Regions from separate parts of the Homo sapiens genome. Here region 1 is linked to region 2. The links are chromatin loops, found by intact Hi-C in ENCODE. Cell type or tissue: Caco-2. All regions are shown on one strand. Each heading gives the region's core, and the rest is flanking DNA. Links, peaks and the distances in the headings are about the cores only. Region 1 has its middle 180 kb from the start of SH3BGRL. Region 2 overlaps HMGN5 (high mobility group nucleosome binding domain 5).

What was found. A loop is a pair of places that touch in the nucleus more often than their neighbours do. Peaks named below come from ENCODE experiments on the same cell type or tissue, not always from the same donor. Only the 100,000 strongest peaks of a DNase experiment are listed, where the experiment ranks them.
Region 1: it touches region 2 in a loop (21-fold over the local background); 56 of 110 quality-filtered maps call a loop at or near these places.

Annotation. Positions count from the first base shown.
Region 1 is chrX:81,376,233-81,379,046 of GRCh38, forward strand. No RefSeq gene overlaps it. Among named protein-coding and RNA genes, the nearest start is that of SH3BGRL, 180 kb to the left of the region's middle. In Caco-2, for the core only: a CTCF peak has its summit at 1,299 (motif pointing left); no DNase peak of the experiment used is centred there.
Region 2 is chrX:81,173,046-81,175,859 of GRCh38, forward strand. All of the region lies in intron 1 of HMGN5 (high mobility group nucleosome binding domain 5), which reads right to left. Among named protein-coding and RNA genes, the nearest start is that of HMGN5, 27 kb to the right of the region's middle. In Caco-2, for the core only: no CTCF peak of the experiment used is centred there; no DNase peak of the experiment used is centred there.

The DNA of each region.
Region 1 (2,814 bases), core at 58-2,557, 200 kb after region 2:
TTTTGGGGCTGCTATAATAAAATAACATAGATGGATGGCTTAAACAACAGATACATATTTTCTCACAGTTGTGGGGGCGAGAAGTCCGAGATCAAGGTGAGAGATTCTGTTCATAGTAAGCCCTCTTCCTAGCTTTCAGACTACCACCTTCTCATTGTATCTTCATGTGGTGGAGAGAGCTCTGGTCACCCTCTCTTCTTATAAGGATACTAATCACATCATGAGGACCCTACCCACCTGACCTCATCTAACTCTAATTACCTCCCAAAAGTTCTGCTTCTGAATATATCATATTATTGGGTATAATTATAACATATAAATTTGGGGGAGATACACTCAGTCCTTAACAGTTGGAAATGAAGATGTTAGATTATGCTGTAGTACTGACTAACTTCCAGAGATGTTGTTACTGAAGATACCCCCAAATGTGCTAATCTTCATCAAGCATCCTATTTTCTCATGAGAGTCTCCTATCTTCCAGAGTGTTTATGCAAACACTCCTACCATAATAGTTCTTTGACTTCTAGTCCATTGATACCTCTGACTTTTTCCTTTATGGTAGCCTCCTTCTATTTTCACTTTCCTTCCCATCTATTTCAGATTTCATGAACCATTTATTTCAATAACTATCTTGACAAACAGGCACTACTTGTGAAAAGGTGGTCTGTTGTATTCGCTTTCTCCTAAATTCCTTTATAACCCACAGCTTTTGTGTAAGCCAGGGAAAGATAAGGGTGCTTGATCTGTGTTTAATGTGTGTCTTAGCCTCTACACTATGCCTGTCTTGTTTCCTGTTACAACTTCCAGGCCTAGCATGGTGTCTGTTACATATTTATCAAAGGAATAAATAAATTAATCATACCAGAATTAGGACCAGCTTATAGGCATTCAAGATAGATTTTGGATCATTAAAAAAATATTCGAACAATTAGAACAGTCCAAAATAGGATGGGCTGCATTATGAATTCTGAATTTCTATGTCACTGAAGATATTCAGGGAGGGCGTAGGTACAGTTAAGGAGAGTGCATGAGACCAGGTGTTTTATGAAGTCTTATCCAATCCTGGATTCTGTTATCTAGAAATAAAACTTGCATAAGGGACTGGAAGTTCATTCATGAAAGAAGAAAATATGAGTAGTTTTTGATTACACATTTAAATTTGACAGTAAAGTTTTAAAATTTGTTCTACTATATTAGTAGAATTTACGCAGGAATACTGACTTTCGTAAGCCATTTATTCAAGTGTTCCAAAAGTCATTATTTTTCCATAACCAAACTTCATTTCAACCTTGGGTTTTGAGTCCACCTAGTGGCTGAAATTTGCTATTAATCAATTCTGGGTAAGCTCAAGTAACTTTAAGGTTTCTCAGTTATTTTAGGGCTCAAATTCAGTCTAACAAGAGCTTGTCCTCACCTCATCCTCTTTCCCCAGTGTGGCATAAACATTTCCAGCTGCTCAAATAGTATCATGGCATCTGCAAGGAGGCACTTAGTCATTAATGTCTGTCCATACTGGCATCCGCTAAAGCGTGGAAATCCATCTCTCTTTAGCTAATGTTTCCCCTATGCTAGAACCTGCTGAGATGGCTTCAAATACATATTTTATTTGCCCAAACTACACTTCACCTAATCCCCCACCCTCTGCAGTATTTACTTCTCAAAATCAAAATCACAACCCGTCAGGATTTCTCTCTTTTTCTCTCCCTCTCTCTCCCATCCCCTCTCTTGTTGTACTTCATCATTTTTTGGTAGTATGAGAAAATATAACTACCCCTTTATCATGCTGTGCCATGTGAAGTTCCCTCCATCCCTGTTAACATGTTGATGCAGGGAAGCTACTGTCTTCCAGGATTCTAAGTCTAAAGAAGGACGCATGCACCCTCATTTTTCAGATATTCTGTTCTCAGAACCCTTTCTAAGAAACCATAGCTGGAGTAAGACTGTATTATTGTCTGTGATGCTTTACCTCCCTAGTCTAGTCTATGAAGCTCATAGGTGGAAATATGCTTCTTATGCCAGCTTCTATTATTCTCAACATTTTTTTTTGAGACAGGGTCTCACTCTGTTGCCCAGGCTGGAGTGCAGTGGCACGGGGTGCTCACGGCTCACTGCAGCCTCAACCTCCCTGGCACAGGTGATTCTCTCACCTCAGCCTCCCGCGTAGCTGGGACTACAGGCATGTGCCACCACATTGGGCTAATGAAAAAAATATTTTTTGTAGACAGGGGTTTTCACCATGTTGCCCAGGCTGGTCTGTAACTCTTGGGCTCAAGGGATCCTCCCTCCTCTGCCCCTCAAAGTGTTGGGATTATAGGCATGAGCCACTGGGCACAGCCAAGACTATTATTTATAGTATAATTTTGGCTACTGATGCCCAGAGTATTTTTTAATAACAGATTTATAATTCACGCACCATAAATTACATCTGTTTCACTTTAAAATGTACAATGTTTGTTTGTACATTTTTGTTTCATTTGTTTTTAGTATGGTCACAAAGTTGTGCAATCATCACCACTATCTAATTTCAGAACATTTTGGTTACCCCAAAAATAAACTCCATGCTCATTAACAGTCAGTTCCTATTACTCTCTCCTCCAAGTTCTTGGCAACTACTAATCTACTTTCTGTTTCTGTGAATTTGTCTTTCCTGGACACTTCATATAAATTGAATCATGAAATAAATGGCCATTTGTGACTGGCTTTTTTCATGTAGTATAATGCTTTCAAGTTTCATCCATGTTGTAGCATGTTATAAGTACTTCATTCTTTTTTATGGCTGAAAAATACTTCGTTGTGTGAATATACAAAATTTTG
Region 2 (2,814 bases), core at 287-2,786:
CCTGTGTATGCATATATACAAAACTTTTTATTGGTGTACTGTTTGGATTAATAAAATATTAGAAATAACTCAAATGTACATCACAGAGAACTGGTTAAATAAGTTATGGTACATTCATACAATGGAGTACTACTCACCTGTTTGAAAAACAAAGAATGAAGACCCGCTCTTTATTTATACTGATATGAGAAGGTTTCAGGATACAGAGTTCAGTGAAAAAAAGCAAGGAAAGGTAGAGTATCTATAGTATACTACCTTTGTAATAAATAAAGGTTGGAAATGAAAATGAAGTATGTCATAATTTTCTTGCTTTTACATAAAGAAACACTCGAAGTAGCCACAATATTGAATAAAAGCAGTTAATGGAGGGGTAGGAGGAGCCATGTAGATTGAGAAAGGATAGAAATGGGACTTCTGAATAGAAACCTTGTTATGTTGCTTTATTTTGAGACATGTGACTATATTACACATTGAAAACAAGATAAATAAAAACAGTTTAAAATAGGAAAATTAGCTCCTCAGCAAATCTTTTCCATTTCTCTCAAGAAGATTTAATATTTCTTTTTCTTGTGCTTCCACGCTATTTTGTGTGTTTTATATATATACTATTTTCTATAACACTCCTCAGTGAGTACTATACTTTTTGTTTCTTATTGGTAATTCCTACAAAGCTATGAACTCCTAAAGTGTAGAAATCTTGTTTTAAGGCATTGCTGTCTCTCTCATAATGAGCACAGTGCCTGGCAAGTGGTAGTTATCCAGTAAACTGTCTTTGAATGAATGTAACCTTTTCAAGTCCACCTTATCTTAGTGAATCTCTTCCCATAACATCTTACTTGTGTCTATTTTATTGCATTTATCGTTATCTTATGTTAGAATTACTCACTTAGATTTGTTTGTCTTTATGATGTGAACTCCTGGAGATATGTGTTAAATTAAGACAGTGAACTGAGAGACTTCCATAAAGTTAGAAATTTTTTTCTGTAATTTCTCCTAAGTTAACAAAAGATATTAATATTATCATATGTAAGATGATCACTCTCTAGTAAAATAATAGTCTCATTATAGGAAAATAAGAAATAAATCTTAAAAAAATGTTTATTACACTTATGTGTTTATCCACAGAGACCTCACACATCATACAGTCCTTTATTAAAGGGTATGCAGAAATCTGTTAAGCTGTTTTTAAAATCTCCTTTTCCTTTTTATTTAATTTACAGAATTTCAAGAATTAATTTTGAAAGACACTCATAGTATTTAGACAGACTTCTACAGACTGATAAGGGTAGAATAACACTAGTAAATAGGCGTTTAAAGATGGAAAGAGATATTTTCCTAGAGTACATAAATTCTTTGAATGCATGAAAGTCCCTTGACCCAGCTGAAATACATTTGTTTATATAGTTATTCATTCAGTAAATATTTTTTGAGCAACTACTATACTAGGCATTCTGAGATACTAAGGAATAAATATAAAGTTTGTCCTCAGGGAGGCAGTATAGCATAGTAGTTAAAAACATAGAATAAAATACATCTACTTCTGAAACATTGCTTCTCTCTTTACTAGTTACATGACCTTGAGCAAATTGCTTAAATATTATGTCTTAGATTTATCCTCCATCAAATAAGGATAATAATACCTATTTCATAGGATTTCTATGAAGAGTTAAATGAAAAAATGAAAGTACATAAAATACACACTGCTTGCCATATAATAAATAATTTAATAAGTATTTTAAAGTCTTGTAGTGTAGAAATAGAAGTGTTCTTTTCTGCAATGTATTTTTTTCCTAAGAGTAGCATTTATCTGCTTTATAGTATATGTAGTATATGACTCCATTCCAAAAACTTATAAATAGACTCTGCATTCACACATGATACTCTTGTCATAATTCTCAAGCTGTACAAGGTAGGGGGGAACAACTTAGAATAAGTAGTGAGAAGATTAGTAAATGAAACTGATCAACAACTATTAGTAATCTTACTAAGAAGAATAAAAGAGAGTTCAGAAGACTGATGATGGAAGAATATGATTTATTTATTTGAACATAAGAGTGGAAGTCTAAGAAAGATTCTAAATGTATTAAAAAGCACTTTGGAAAAAGAAATGGATGTTACTAAAAGTCAATGTGGATTCACTAAGAATGTATTATGCGAAACCAGTGTTACTCAAACTGGTGTCCCTCAGAATACTAAATGTTAATAGAATGGTGCTGGAATTAAAAAATCTGTTCTATGGCTAAATAAATATGGGAAACAGGTATTTAGCAAAGTATTTGAACACAGAACAATTCTATTTGTGTGTGTGTGTGTGTGTGTATGTGTGTATTACTTATCATTATTCTAGACTAACGGCCTATGAAATATAGTTTTGGTTAACTATAGTTTTAAGTTAATTTTCTTTATTTGTAGAGTTACGAGACTTGTGGAAAGGAAAATAAACAATCATGTTTTATTTTAATTTTTATAAGGAGTTTGAAGAAATTTCATAAATGTAAGATGAAAACATGTCTTCAGGATCACTTAAATATATTGATTCCATAACCCTTAAATAAATTTTGAAAATTTATATATCCCAGAGGCTCCTCAGCCGCATGCCAAGCAGTCAATCGCCTTAGCTCCCGCAGCCTGTGCTCCCAACTCTGTGGCTCCACCCGCTATTGTAGGCCAATAATCTGTTATGGAGCATGCCTTTACCCCGTTGGAGCCCCTGCTTTCCACTGAAGTGCCTTCACCTTCTGCCATAATTGTGAGGCCTCTCCCAGCTACATGGAACTATGGCCGAATAGGAACAGCTCCAGTCGGCAGATCCCA